2 separate regions of the Mus musculus genome follow, and region 1 is linked to region 2. A link is a contact called in ENCODE POLR2A ChIA-PET data. All regions are on one chromosome and are shown on one strand. Each heading gives the region's core, a stretch centred on a gene start or an enhancer-like site at or near the end of the contact. The rest is flanking DNA. Distances are from core to core; before and after follow the strand shown. Region 1 holds the start of Slc27a1 (solute carrier family 27 (fatty acid transporter), member 1). Region 2 holds the start of Mrpl34 (mitochondrial ribosomal protein L34).

Region 1 (7,847 bases), core at 3,288-5,787, 110 kb after region 2:
GTGTTTTTCTGAGCCTTTACTTCCTATCTGTCTGCTTCATTGGGCTGTGATGGAAGAGGGATGGAACACCTCTTTTTTTTTCCCCTGTGGGTGGTGGTGGAGGAATACCTCTTTATGCACAAGTAGTACCAGGACAGTAAACCTCCAGGGAAATGCCTTCTCCAGGAAGCCCTCCCTGGTCTTCCCTGGGGCCTCACCTCCTCAGTTCATCATGGAACGGCAGGAAGAGCCATTTTTCAGGCATGTCCCTGAGGAAGAGGTCCTGTTGCTCCTCTGTAGGGTCCTGGGACACATAGACCAGGGCCAGCTGTGCTGCCCGCAGCACGTAGAACTCGTCAGTGAGCCGCACGAAGAAGTCTTTGAGGACTGGGGCAAAGGCCTGGCACTGGGGACAGGCGCCGGCGCCGAAGAACAGCAACACCAGACGATTCTCTAACCTACGGCTCAGCTCTGCCTCTGTCTCCACTTCATCCTGGTCGCTGTTGTTCCTGATCAAGATGCGTCCAGAGAAGAGAGATGCCATGGTAGCAGTATGCAAGGAGCTGGGGACCCAGAGAGGGATCCGATGTGGCCTGGAGCCTGCTGATTCTCAGGGCCCCCAAGAATAATACCCTCAGAAACCAGATTAGCCTGGTTAGATCCTCCTGCTGACCTCTACAGAGCCAGAATTGGGGGTTGGGGGAGGGAGGCCTCATGAACCTTCAACAGAGCCACACTACTGCAAGATACTAACAAAACAGAGTCTGAGCCCAGCACTGTGGCAGAAGGATCACTGCAAGACCCAGGACATCCTGAGATATGTCAAAAAAAAAAAAAAAAAAAAAAAAGAGAGGAACTGGGGCACTGCTGCAACTGGGGCCCCTGCCTAGAATACCCCAGTGAGGAGGAGGCATGGCTCAGGGCCTGGCTTCCGCTGTCCACAACAGAGAATAAAACAAAACAATAAACTCCAGTAAGTGTGTCCCCTTACTTTCAAGGTGTGTCACTCAAGGTAGTTGTGCTCAAGGAAGTTGGACATGCTCCCATACAACTTAAAGAACTTTTGTTTTTATTTTTGTTGTTGTTGTTGTTGGAGATAGGGTCTCCGTGTAGCCCTGGCTGTCCCGGAACTCACTCTGTAACCTGGGCTGACCTTGAATTCAGAGATCCACCTGCCTCTGGCTCCCAAGTGCTCAGATTATAGGCGTGCACTAGTACTGTCAGGCCTTGTCTTCGAGAGAGGATTTCTTGTAGCCCATGCTCTCCTCAGATTCCCTATGTAGCCAAGGTTGACCCTGACCCTCCTGCTGTACTAGGGTGTGAATCCTGGTGTCTGCAAAGACAGAGCAGGCACAGAGGAGAGCAGAAGACTGCAGAAACGTTCATTTTCTGCCACAGGAAGGAACACAGGTGTCATTTCCAAAGCAAGGTCCTGTGGACTCCCATCCCTGAGCATGTCCCACTGTTTTAACATGTTTATGGTAGGAGGTCACACATGCACAATGCTCTTATGGTGAGGAGAGGAAAACATGCTGGCATTGGTTTTCTGCTTTCACTTACATCCTGGGCATTGAACTCAGGTCACCAGGCTTGGCGGCAAGCGCCTTTACCAGCTGAGCCCTCTCTTCAGTCCTGGGCATGCTCAGCTATCTCCATCAGTTTCAAGCAGATGATAAAGGCCACTCTGCTCGAGTGTCAGCTCTGGGGTTAGTCACGAGCACTGACTGTGCTAGCTTTAAAGGTGTCAGTACAGGAGCCTTCCTTCCATCTCCCAGGTCTCTGTGTCCCGCTGCAATCTCCACTTGCTATGCAGCCAGTGTTGACCTTGGAGTTCCCACCCCTGCCTTGTTTATGAGGCAAAGGCAGGACCCCAGGATTTCCTGCTTTCTGGGCAAGCATTCTACCAAGTGCGGCTCTTCTTCCACACCTTCAGCTTTCCCAGTCAGGAACGGTCTAGCTTTATAGCTCAGGCCTCCTCAGCCTCACAAGCCTCTTCCTCCCTCTTCCTAAAATGGGGCTCAGAGGCAAGCCACCAGCCTTTATTTTCATTTCTTTGTATGTATGTACATATGTGTGTGCAAACGTATGATGTGCTGTGTGTGGAAGTCAGAAAACAACTCTTGGGAGTTCTCTTTCACCATGTGGGTCCTGGGGTTCAAGCAGAAGTCCTCAGATTTGGCAGCAATTGCCTTTACCTGCAGAGCCAGCTAGTCAGCCTGCCATCAACCTTTCAGATTTTGGGGAGCAAGGATGGGGAGCAGGTGCAGAGAATCTGATGAGGGGTCAAGAGCCCTAAACCTAAGCCTAAGAGCTTAAACTTAGCACTCTATAAACTAGGAGAAGGGGGGGGGTGCGAAGAAAGAGGAAGGGAGTAGAGGGCACAAGCTGGGGAGAGGAGGAAGTGGGGCAAAGGGCACAGGAGATGTTCCAGGAACATCGAAACAGGAGGAGGCAGTGAGCAAGTAGGAGGGCAGGCAGCAGGGCTGAATCCCAGCTGGGGGGGACGGCTGCAGCATTCAGTGTCTTTACCTGTAAAACTGGGGTAGAGGGGGAGAGGGCTGGTCTAGAGGGTTCTTGTTGACCCCTGGCTGGCTGGGCCGAGATCTTCATCACCACCACCACCCCCATCCCACCCACCTCTCTGAGACCAATGGCAGCTGCGGGTGGGGGTGGGGCCGCACTTGCCCAGCCTTGGCCTTCGAGTGGCGCTGGAAGCAGGCCCTGGCTGGCTTCTTCCCAAGGAGAGCTGTGGGAAGGTCGGCCAAGCGGGACAGAAAACAAGCTAGTCCGCAGGGTGGGCAGGGGGGTGTGGGAGGGTGGTTGGGAGGGAGGGACAGGGTAGAGGCACTCAGGGGCGCTGTGAGAAGCGCCCAGGACTCTGCAAAGGGCTCATCCCCTGAAGGGACCCACCAGCTAGGCCTGAGCTCAGAACTTCCCAGTCCAGACTTCTGTGAGAACCTGCGAGGGAGCAGCAAGGGCCAGGGATCTGTAAGCCTCAGAAGGTCATCTTGACAGCAAGGGTGGGGGCACCCCAGCAAGAGGCTAGGGATTGGGGCGCCTCTGGATAGGCGCTTAGGATTCTGGAATGCTAACATGGCTTGAGGGGGCTCTTGCCTTTGGGGAGCAACAAGAGATTCTGGGGTGCATTACGGTCTCTTGGGGGTGCTCCTGGCGTGCAAGAAAGGGTCATGTCGAGGGAGGATGGGAGCTGATGTGAGCCCTGGGGTAATGGGATGTGACTTGTTAAGGTTTGGGAGGTAGAATTGGGATTTGGGGGCTCCTTATCTCAAAGAGCTGCCTTTGCAGCTCTCTCCACCCCCGGGTGTGAATTTCGACTTTCTCGGAGTCTGGAATGCTGAGAAGCCTCGGGGCTTGGATCTAGGACAAGCTGGATCAGGCAAGCTCCAGCACAGGCAGGCGCTGGGCGGGAGTGGGTCATGGGCGCAGGGATGGGGATCTTGCAGACTTTCTGGGATTTAGCGGGACGGAGCCACACCCCTGGAGCCATAGCCCCGCCTTCAGCACCTGCTTGTTTTCACCGCTTGGTTGCCGTGGAGACTCGTAGGTACCCTGGGCTAGCCGCTCTAGCTTGAGAGTCTCGTTGGGTTGCGGGCTCTCTGGCCCGCGGTTCTTCTCGATGGCCTAAGCCTTCCGGAAGGGGGTCGGCCGGTGCGGAGCCGGGTTGAGGGGCTGAGAGCTTTTGGCCGCGGATTGGAAGGTTTGGGGCGGGACTAGGTGGGCCGCACGGACCGGGCCTCTCTGTGAACAGTGACTGTCGAAGCCTGGAGGCAACGCGGGAGGCTCAGGTAGAATCTGGGTCCCGAATGCCAGATAGTCTCGGGACTGTGGGCGGGCCCGCGCCTGTGGGCGGAGCCATAGGCATCACCTGGCGCGTAGCCCGGGTCAGTGCGGAGGTGCGGATGGGGGCGGAATGTTGGGACTGCTGAGGGCGGGGTCAAAGGCTTCACCTGTAGGGAGGGATTTGAGGGTAGAGTGATCACCTGTGAGCTAGGGGGGTGGGGTCACAGGCCTTCATCTGGAGGAGGAGCCTCGATCAGGTTGCCGGACTTTGATTTGAGGCTCCCAATGTGGGCGGAGAAAGAGGCCTCAGTTGGGGCGTGGCCTAATGATGAGGGGGATGATGGAGGCTGTCCTTGTAGGAACACCCAGCCTCTGAGGCCGGATAAGCATGAGGATAACAAGTGAATTTTGAGACACAGAGGAGGGATGAGGCGACATTAGGGCATGGCCTGGACCATTGGCTGCGAAGGGCCTAGGTGTGTGCGGGTTACTAGGCGACCCCAGGCTTGGAGGGCTGAAGCTCAAGGGTGGAGCTTGACCGTGGGGGTGTCTAGCCACGTGGTCAGTGCTTGGGGAAGGGGGGAGGTCTGGCTTTGATGGGCGGAGGATAAAGATTGATATGGAAGTAGCCAATCCCAGGCCTTGAGGCGGTCAATGTTAAGTAAACTGGTTGGATTTGGCTTTCTTGGTGCTTAGCTCAGCGGCGGCGGGGCGGGACCTGATACTAAGGTACACGCTGGGGGCGGGGCCAGGCTTGTAGTAAAAGCGTTTGGGTTTAGGCTACAGTGTGGAAAAAGAACGCGGCCAGGGTCTGTGACGTGACCTGGGCGGGATCAGGACTAGGTGGGAGGCGGTACCTGCGGTCTCAGCTGTGTGCTCCGCAGGATGCGGGCTCCTGGAGCAGGAACAGCCTCTGTGGCCTCACTGGCGCTGCTTTGGTTTCTGGGACTTCCGTGGACCTGGAGCGCGGCGGCGGCGTTCTGTGTGTACGTGGGTGGCGGCGGCTGGCGCTTTCTGCGTATCGTCTGCAAGACGGCGAGGCGAGACCTCTTGTAAGTAGATGGAGTTGAAATTTAGGGGTCGTGGATGCATGGCCCTCGGGCGAGCTAGAGTCTTGCAGGGTGGTGTGAGGGTCCCCTTATGGCCTGAATTTGGTTTTATTGTCTGGGCTGGGGCCAGAAGGTGGAATGACTGACTGGAGGGCTCTGCAGGGTCCTGCAGAAGACAGAACTCTGGGGGGAATTGTTAGGGTGGTCGTTTGCCACCGTTAGAGTGGGTAGCTGGTGGGTATTGAGAGTACTAGGGGTTCCGGTGGCGTGGTGTAGACTGTGAGAGGCTTCTGTGGGATTAGTGGGGTGACCCACTGTCCAGATTCTTGGAATGAACAGGTTTGGGGTGAAGGAGCATCTTGCGGAATCTACAGGACTAGGGTGTCTAAAGAATCTGTAGTGTTGGCCCCTCAGATAACATGTGAGTGTGGAACTTTGACTATTATTCAGGGTCGGTGGGACGGTCTCTATGTATGCACAGTGTATGCACAGCGTCTCTGAGGAGTCAGGGTGTGCAGGGAACATGGAGGCTTCTGGGGTAACCTTAGTGTTGATGGAATTCAAAGTCTCAGGTCAACCCTTGTGGGACCATCTGGGTGCCTTCACAGATCTTCAGGGAGGCAGACTGGGCATCGTTAAGAGTGAGGAAACAGGTTTATGGGGGTGGGGGCAGAGCAGAATGGTGTGGAATGGGGGGTCACAGACTTACTGGCTCTGAGCTTTCTTTTTTTCTTTCTTTTTTTCTTTTCTTTTTTTTAGTGGTTCTCACCTGCCTTTGCTTCCTGGATTGACTTTCTTTCTTCCTTTCTCTCTTTCTTTCTCTCTTTCTTTCTGTTTTTTCTTCTCCTAAAGAAGCAAAGAAACTTCATTTGAAGCAAATTAGTCATGTGGTCAGAGATGACACTGTGAGGAGTGACAGTCGCTCCCAAGGACTCCAGGTCTTGTTTTGGGAAATGGGCTCTCATGTAGCCCAGGCTGGCCTGGAACTCTTCATGGAGCCCAGGCTGTCCTGGAACTCCCGATCCTCTCCCTTTATCTCCCCTGTACTAGGGTGACACATGAGGTTGCTGCTGTGCCAGGGTGTAGCACAGGACTTTTGCATTCTGCCCACTGAGCCCAGGCTCAGTCTTTGCTTTACCTTGGGAGACAGGCTTTCATGAAATTCAGTTTCCCATTTCTTCCTTTTCTCTTTTTTGTCTTTCTCCCCATTCCTCTGTCTTGTCTTTCTTTCCCAGGCTGGTCTGGAACTTGAGATCCTCCTGCCTCAGGCTCTGGGATTAACGGGCCAGTGGCAGTGTTAAAATGAGTGTAGTCCACTTGTTGAGATGGCTCAGCACCTAGAAGGCTTGATGCTATTCCAGAGGGCCTGGGTCTGGCTCACTACCAAGCTCTAGTTCCAGGTCATCTGCCGCCATCTTCTGTCCACTGCAGGCTCCTGTGCCCATGTGTGCACATACACACATACAAGCTCTCACATATGTTTTAATGAGCAGAAGAAAGCAGAGCATGGGTGTATAACTCACCCAGTATGACAGGAGGCCATTGGCAGGTGTGGCAGTGTGACTGCAAACCTGGCTGGCTGCTGTGAACAGCCTTCACTTTTGGAATTGTCTTTTCTCATTGTCTTTGTTGTTTTGTTTTGTTGGTTTTTTTTTTAAATTATTTTTATTTCATATGTGTTGGTGTTTTTCCTGCATGTATGTCTGAGTGAGGGTGTCAGATCCTTTGGAATTGGAGTCACTGAGAGTTGTGAGCTGCCCTGTGGGTGCTGGGGATTGAACCCCGGTCCTCAGAAGAGTAGCCAGCACTTTTAACTGCTGAGCCCTCCTTGTCTTTTGTTGTTGTTGTTAATGTTTTTGAACCTGGATCTCCCCAGAGCCCAAGATGGCTTTAAACTCTCAACTCTCTTGCCTCGGCCTTCCAGTGCTGGACATCCCCGCCCTGCTGTGTCCAGTTCACCTGCTGTACAGGAGCATCTGCCAAACCCTGCCGAGTCTCTCAAGGGACTTTGCTGCAGGCTTGAGTTCTGGGGCTCTGGATGAAAGAAGCTGGGGGCGGGAGAGGCCCTGGGAAGGGCCAGGCTGGACAGAGGTGTCTTTGTACTCGGTGTGGGGGTGGCTTGGGCAGCTGCCAACCTGGGTGCCAGAACATGTAGTAGGGACAAAACACCGGATCCCTGCCTGCTGGCATGGGCCTGCTGATGAGAGGCAAGGTGGAGGGAAGGGCCCTGACAGGCCCACATTGTTGCCGGAACCTGGCCTGCCTCACAGATCCACCAGCTGTGGCCTGGTTCCCATCTGCAGCTTCCAGAAGAGCTTCCTGCAGCCCTGTCTTCTAAACTAACCCCCTTTCCCATCTTCATGGGTTCCTGGGGCAGTTAGTGGAGCTCTAAGCATAGCCGGTGGTCATACAGTAGGTGGTCAAGACTACGTGCTAAGAGTACACTGAGCGGGGTAGAAACCTGAGATCTGACTGTGAACCTTAGGCAGTCCTCTTATTTCTGATTTAGATCCTTGAGCAGCACACTTTCATTGAACAGCTGTTGGGGCGCCACTAGCATCTGTACTGTGGTGAGCCATGGAGGGTCTTGAGTGAGCTTTTCTCAGTTCTGACTCATCCTGTCCTTCACTTGCTGTGTGTGAGACCTCATCTCTGATAACTCAGATCTCTGAGCCATCAGCTTGTCTGTCAAGTCCCAGTTTGGAGACTGTAGACAGAGCACAGCACTGGTATGTTTATACTGGGTGTTTAATAAATGCTGAGCTAAACGACTTTGCCAGGACCACCCCATTTTTGGTTTTTGGTGGTGGTATTTGTTTTTCTTACTCTGGGTTTTTTTTGGTTGGTTGGTTTGTTTGGTTTTCTTTTCTTTCTTTCTTTCTTTCTTTCTTTCTTTCTTTCTTTCTTTCTTTCTTTCTTTCTTTATTTGGGGAGGGGGTTCGAGACAGGGCTTCTCTGTGTAGCCCTGGCTGTCCTGGAACTCACTTTGTAGACCAGGCTGGCCTCGAACTCAGAAAT
Region 2 (7,467 bases), core at 2,478-4,977:
CTCCAGGGGGAAGGGAATGGTTTGTGAGCATCCCACTCGGATCTTACCCGTAAGAATGGCCGATGAGCACATTGCGCTTCTTGGCATAGCGTGTGAAGATGGCCCTCATATCCTCTGCCAATGCGTAAAAGGTGTAGGCAGCTGCCACCTGCGGCGCAGAGCTGGCTCCATGGCCCGCCAGGTCAGGTGCCACCACCTCATAGCCGAGTCGCACAAAGAAGTCTAGCTGCTCCTTCCAGATGGCGAGTGAGCCACCGACTCCGTGAATGAAGAACAGCACCACATCAGCCTGCGCACCCTTGCAGCTGGTGATGCGCTGCTCACAGTCGATGTGGATGGTCCTCTTCGGACGCCGTGGGCGGCGCCGTCGCCCGCTGCCTGGGTTGGCCCGGGTGTCTCCTCCTGCGGGCTCAGCCAGCTCAACCTCGAGTGCAGCAGGCGGGTCCCCGGAGCCACTGCGGCCTTGCAGGTCGGCACGAGGCGCTCGGCCCAGGTTCTCCACCACCAGCCTCCCGTTGCGGTACACTGTGATACGGCGCTGGCAGCGCACAAGGCCCGTCTTGACCCCTGGATCATCTTCAGGAGGTGGTGGTGGCGGCGTGGGGATGGGCGCGGGCCCCGCATGCTTTACCCGCAGCACCCGGCCTGGCTTGACCTCCACGAATGTGTAGCCGTCACTGGACTCGACACTCTCCAGTGGCCGCACGGCGTTAGGGGGAGTCCCCAGCAGGCAGCAGAAAAAGCCATCTGTCACCCCAGTCAGCATGGTGTGTTCTGGAGAGAGGAACAGTGGCTAGCTCAGTGTTGGTGGCTCTGGTCTTGCATCGGGTAAGCAGGACCTGGAAGCCCCTTCCAGGTTTCCCCAGACACCCCAATGCCAGACAAGTTCTCAGGGTGTCCCTTAGTACAATACTGAAGAGAGCATGGGGGAGGGGGGCTTCCAGAAGGAGAAAACATTAAAGCAAGAGCCCATTGCAAGGAGACCCTTGCCCCACCAGCTGGAGTTTATCATTTATTCACAAATCCGTATCTTTATGTACAAATTCATCCACACACTGATTTATGCAAGCATGGATGCAAGCTGGTTTGCATGCTTACTTTTGAGAAAGAAACTCATGTAGCCCAGGCTGGCTTGGAAATCCTCATGCTGCCCAGACTGACCTTGCTCTGCCTTCCACCTCCGGAGTTGTAGCAGGTTGAGCATACAGGTGTTCCTAAGACCAAAGGGAACCTCGAACTCCCACAGTCCTCCTGCCTCTACCTTCCCAAGTGTTGGGGTGACAGATGTGCATCAACATGATGCCATTGGTTTGTTTTTGAAACAAGGTCTCATTCTGTCGTCCTGGGCTGTACACTGGTCTCAAACTCCTTGCAATCCTCCTGCCTCCACCTCTGCCAGTACTAGAATGACTAGTGTGAACCCCGATCACTGCCAACCTTTTACACGGGGTTTCATTCTGTAGTCCATGCTGGCCTCAACCTTGTGCCCAAGCTCCTGGGTGGTGAGATGACAGCCCATAAAGCCTGGCTCTTATTCTAAAATGTCAAAGTTCTTAGCTCAGGCCTCTAGTGTTAATCTGACTAGTGACGAATGAGGCGGGGGAAGGATGTTGGCCACTAGAACTCGGGTTGTATCCGGCTCCAGGTTCAGAAGAGAGCTAGAGCTGACTTGCACAGTATCGAGAACTGATGGAGGTTGCTGCCCTCAGCATCCTGTGTTCAAAGGGTACACAACCCTAGTGGCAGCCAGGAAGATAAAGGCAGAACCTGACTGGGGGCTCTGGGCCTCCATCCGGTTCCCTTGGCCACCCCCCCCGGTGTCCATGACAACCACAGGCGGTTACATAACTCCAGGGGATACCGGAGCAGCACACCCCCATTGTCTGAGGCATAGGGATGGGGCCAGCTTCGTTTTTCCATCACGGCCTGGGCGCCGCTGGAGTGATGGTCATTAAATACCCCGCTCGTGATAGCCCCGGATGCACTTGAGGGGAAAGCAGGCCTTGCTCCTCATTTCTAAGGCTGTGGAACCCCGACTGTGGCGGCTTCTCTAAAGCGCAGCGCCAGTCCTGTTTCCCAGCCCGACCCGCTTTTCCCTGGAGTTCGTCACCCCCGCGGTGGGGTCAAGGCTACCGGGGTTCCGCAGCATCCTAGCAGTACGAATGCGGAGCTTGGCGGTTATCCACCCCCGGCAGCGACACCCCCCACCCCTCAGTGGAGGCCTGGCAGCCTGGTGACTCCTCTCTCGGGGAACAGAGCCAGCTCACCTGAGGTCATCGAGGGGCCCGGGGCCCGAGGCAGGACGCAGGGGTCCCGGGCGGAGAAGCCAGCGTCCACCTGCAGGTGCCGCTTACATGGTGGTGCGGGGTTGGCCGCATTAGCGCGGACAGGCGCGGGCCCGGACGGTCAACGCAGGGGCATCCCGCAGCCGCGTAGCAAACCGGCCCTGTAAGTCCCACCCAGCGTGGGCGGGGCCTGGAGCAGATGGGCAGGCATCTCGGCCTATGGCAGCGGCGAGCCGTCTGGCCTAGATAACCGTCCAACCAGAGGCTTCTCTTCCCAGGATCAGCGCGCGGTCTGCAAGCAGCAGCCCCACCCCTGTGAAGAGTTTGGGGGGAATGAGGGAGGGATGGGCTAGAGCCTGGACCGAGAAGGGCTTGCAGTCGAGGGACAGCGAGTAGCTTGGGGGTGTGGTGGATGTGCTCTGTCTGGGACAGGGTCTCCTCAGCCAGCTTCTGCCTCCCGCAAGGCGGTATGCCCTCTGTCTCTTGACCTTCTCGTTCTGCACACTTCCAAATCTCTACACTTTCAGGTCGGGAAACAGACAAAACATCAAGGCAGGCATTTGAACCAGAGGCTGTGTCAGAAGTGTCAGAGCTGCTGCAGAACTAGCGAATGGGAATTGCATCCTAGTGATGGGGTCTCTGCTACACCAAGACTGAGCCCCAGGCTAACCTTCCCACCCTGGCGCGCTGTTCGCTCATGGGCTCAAGGTGCAGCCCAAACACTTGTCGCCATCCCTTCTACACACCTTCTACATACAATAAGTACTCAACACATCGCCTCAATTATTTGTAGGCACAACTAGCCATTTTACCATTTAGTTCATGGTAAGGACCATGAACTTCAGAAATGCTGGTGTGTACGGCTTCCTGTGGCTGCTGGCACGGCTGTCTGGACATCTTCTTTAAACAGTGGAGAGCTATGGAAGGTGTGTGAACAGGAGTCCAGATCTGAGCTGCGGGAAGAAAATTCCCCCAGGCCAGCCTGAAGGATTAAACTAACCAGAGCAAATTCACAACGCACGAGTTTTCGAGATTATGAAGAGCTGGAACTCAAGGACATCCGGGCCGCGCGCCAAGAGAAGTCTTGGCTGCGGGCGCCAAGAAGCTGCCAGCCCGCTGCGTGCCAGCTGCCCGTCTTCAATGAGGGCGGGTGAAAAGGCCAGCAGCCAGTTCTCCAGACTGCTGCCAGAGTCGTCACCACCACTCTGGGGCGCCCTCTACCAGTGGCCGAGGCGAAGAACTACAACTCCCAGAAGGCCAGGGGGACAGAATGTCATACGCACACGCAGGAGTTTACATTCGTTCGCCCTCTCCTGGTCATTTTGGAGAACTACATGCCACTGAGGACAGACATCCCCCAACCCCCACCCCACTATCGTCACCTGCAGGTGTGGAACTACAGCTCCCGGAAGGCCCCGCGGCAACAAGAACTACATTTCCCAGAAGGCATTGTCAAGGAGCCCAGAGTGTAGGAACTGGCATTGACCCGGACGACCGGACCATTGACCCGCCGCTGGATATGGCTTTCCTAGCCCGGTGCTTTGGGTGCCAGGCCTGCAGATCGGTGGCCCTATTGAGTGGCAGGTGAGTGTTCAGAGATACCCTGCTCCAGAATGGAAACAAGGGTGGTCTCTATAGACTACCATGCGTACTTATGTAGCGCCTTTTGTAAACAAGCTCTTTTGTTGCCCTGCCCATTACAAAGGCGGCTCAGAAAGTCATACAGCGTACATTCTCTGAGATTCACGGTTCCTCTGGTCCCACAGGTATCTCCAGTCCAGAGTCTGGATGGGGCTCCCGGACTCCTGGCCTCTCCTCTCCCTGCAGCAGGCTCGCGGCCGCGCGCGCGGAAACGAGTATCAGCCGAGCAACATCAAGCGCAAGCACAAGCACGGCTGGGTCCGTCGGCTGAGCACGCCTGCCGGCGTGCAGGTCATCCTCCGTCGCATGCTGAAGGGCCGCAAGTCCCTGAGCCACTGAGGAGCGCAACGTCGCAGGGAATAGACTCAGACGCCGGTAGAGTTGCCCGAGGGCGAGAAGTTGGGGCAAGCTGAAAGTGGGGGTCTGTCCCTTCGTAGGTTTTTAGACGCATCCCCCGTCGACGGCTGCTTACCAACCACCAGCACCTGCGATACCTCATCCATTTCTGTGAATATATTTGAAGGCATCTTTGCAAGACGGGGTCATTAAAACACAGACACCACCCCTACGTTTCCAGCCATTCCAAAGTATTACCGACTTAATAAATATTCACGTTTCTTGAACCACTACGTATGTATTAACTTACAGTTCTGGAAGACTGGTCGGGGTTAGGGATCTTGGGGCTTCTGCTTGACCCCAGGACTCCAACAGGGCTTTTAGTTCATAGGTTCTGTGTCCCCATACAGGAAAGTATTCTCTCTCAGTTCCTGTGGCCTCTATGTTTCTATTTCAGATCTGACCCCCATGTGCTCCAACACCCCAGCTCTAAATCCACGTGACCCATCAGACAACGGGTCCCTTCATGACAAGGCAGGGGCTGCTGACATAACTCAGCAGGTAAAGGCGTTTGCTAAATAATGCTTCAGGACCTAAGTTCAATCCCAGGAATGCACACCATAAAAGGAGAGGACAGTCAGTTACTAACTACAGACGAGACATCGGGCCAAATCGGAAGCCAGCACCACTCTTAAATCACCCAGTGTGGCATTGTTTTAGATTGATGTATTTATATGTTGTATATGCCATTTACTTGTGGCTTAGTTTGGTTTCTACCAAAAACAGCTGGTAGAGGAAACAATTTATTCTGTCTCAGTTAACAGTCCATCTCTGAAGATGGTCAGGCAGGACCTGAAGGCAGGAGCTGATGCAGAGGCCTTGGAAGGGTGCCACTTGTGCTCAGCCTGCTCCTCATGGCTTACTCAGCCTGCTTTCTTATAGAATTTAGCACCACCATCCCAGGCATGGCACTACCCACAATGGGCTGAGCCCTCCCCAATAATCTCTGATTAATAAAATGCATAGCCATGTGCCGGGTGTGGTGGCGCACGCCTTTGATCCCAGCAGTCCGGAGGCAGAGGCAAGTGGATTTCTGAGTTCGAGGCCAGCCTGGTCTACAGAGTGAATTCCAGGACAGCCAGGGCTACACTGAGAAACCCTGTCTCGAAAAACAAACAAACAAACAAAAACAAAACAAAAAAAATGTATAGCCATGATGGCCTTGAATTCCTGACCCTCCTCCCAGACATGGCACTCTTGTGGGGAGGATAGGTAGGCAGTGTCAGATTTTGCCCTAAGTCTGGCTCTAACACCTGCTATAGTTCTCCAGAGGCCCAAGGTTTTAGTCCTACCTCAGGGGTCCAAATTCCAGGTCCCTCAGGCTTCCCCCCTATGTTGTAGTTACCCCCTATCCAATCCCTCCTGCAGACCCAGTCCTTTCTTCCAGCTGGGGCACACACCTTTAATCCCAGCATTCAGAATTTGAGACCAGCCTGGACTACACAGAGAAACCTTGTCTCAAAGAAAAGAAAATGTCCCACAGGCTTGCCTACAACCCAATCTTATGGAAGGATTTTCTTAATTGATGCTCCCTCCTCCAAGGACTCTAGCTTGTATCAAGTTGACATAAAAAATTATCCAAGAGAGTCTCAGTGAGTGAACTGTTTATGGTGCAAGCTTGAAGACCTGAGTTTATATCCCCATACTCACAAAAGGCCAGACATATCAGTGGCCCAAGCACTTGGGAATCAGTGGTAGGCAGATCCTGGGGGCTTGCTAGCCAACCAGTCTAGCCAAAATGGTCCAATTCCAGGTTCAGTGAGAGACCCTGTCATAAAATATAAATGAAGGGGCTGAGGCTATGCCTCTGGCAGAACAGTTGGCCAGCATGGAACAACCCAAGTTCCATACCTAGCACCCCACACACCCCGGTGAAGCACACTTGAGATTCCAGGGTCTCAGAGGCAGGATGATCAGAACAAATCATTCTTAGCAACATAGCAAGGTAAGGCCAACCTGGACTTCATGAATTCCTATTTCTAAGTGAACGAGGGCCAGTGGGATAGCTCAGCATGAAAAGGCACTTGCCAGTCAAGTCTGGTGACCTGAGTTGATACTGGAACCCATGTGAAGGTGGGTAAGAGGGGTCCTCTGCCCCCTACACATTCATCACACACAACAACACAGTGTAATGAACAGGCCAGTCAGTGAGGTGGGGAGCCATAGAAGAAGACAGCACAATGGAAGCCTTAGCTTCATGCCACACAGCGCTAGTTCAGAACCCATGTATGAAAAGTAAAGTTTAAAAGCTGAGTGTCAGGGGGCTGGTGAGATGGCTCAGTGGGTAAGAGCACCCAACTGCTCTTCCGAAGGTCTGGAGTTCAAATCCCAGCAACCACATGGTGGCTCACAACCATCTGTAACAAGATCTGACGCCCTCTTCTGGTGTGTCTGAAGACAGCTACAGTGTACTTACATATAATAAATAAATCTTAAAAAAAAAAAAAAGCTGAGTGTTGCTGGTGTACACCTTTAATCCCAGCACTAGGTGGGGCAGAGGCAGGCAGATCTGTGAAATTGAGGCTAGCCTGGTCTTCAGAGTGCCAGGGCAGCCACAGTACAAGTAAAACCCTGGGTGCATGTGTGTCATTCCAGCACTCAGGAGGAGATAGCTACATCCTAAGGGAATTCCAGATCCAGCCTAGGCTACACAGACCTGTCTTAAAAACATGAAATTAGGAGGCTGGCCAGGTGGCTCAACTATAAAAAGCTCTTATCACCATGCCAGATGACCAGACCTTGATCCTGGACCACACAGGGTGGAAAGGACTCCCAAAAAGTAGCCCTCGTTACATGAAGACTGTTGTGTACACACACACACACACACTCATAATTCTTAAAATGTTATACAACTTTTTCTGAGACAAGGTATGCTGTGCTGGAAGTCTTGCTCTGTAGACCAGGCAGGCCTCAAATTCTGAGATCCATCACTTCTACCTCCTGTGTGTTGGGATTAAAGGAATGTGCCCCTACCCCCACATTTCCTCTCATGTATTTATTTGTTTGTTTGTTTGTTTAAAGACTTGTTTATGCATGCAGCGTTCTACCTACATGTATGCCTGCTGGCCAGAAGAGTGCACCAAACCTCATTATAGATGGTTAGCTGGGAATTGAACTCAGGACCTCTGGAAGAACAACCAGTGCT

The links. ChIA-PET counts read pairs that join two places held with the same protein, here RNA polymerase II (POLR2A).
Region 1: POLR2A ChIA-PET joins it to region 2 with 13 read pairs in embryonic stem cell. The contact joins the promoter of Slc27a1 here to the promoter of Mrpl34 in region 2. POLR2A ChIA-PET finds 5 or more read pairs at or near these places in 4 of 5 experiments (Patski and embryonic stem cell).

The regions. Positions count from the first base shown.
Region 1 is chr8:71,566,057-71,573,903 of GRCm38, forward strand. It overlaps Slc27a1 (solute carrier family 27 (fatty acid transporter), member 1), which reads left to right and starts at 4,538. Exons shown (of 12, transcript NM_001357182.1): 1 at 4,538-4,832. The coding sequence starts at 4,666. Nxnl1 (nucleoredoxin-like 1) reads right to left here and starts at 593. Exons shown (of 2, transcript NM_145598.2): 1 at 198-593. The coding sequence starts at 523.
Region 2 is chr8:71,461,199-71,468,665 of GRCm38, forward strand. It overlaps Mrpl34 (mitochondrial ribosomal protein L34), which reads left to right and starts at 3,728. Exons shown (of 2, transcript NM_053162.2): 1 at 3,728-3,869; 2 at 4,052-4,555. The coding sequence starts at 3,805. The coding sequence ends at 4,265. Abhd8 (abhydrolase domain containing 8) reads right to left here and starts at 2,459. Exons shown (of 5, transcript NM_022419.3): 1 at 2,268-2,459; 2 at 48-774. The coding sequence starts at 2,277.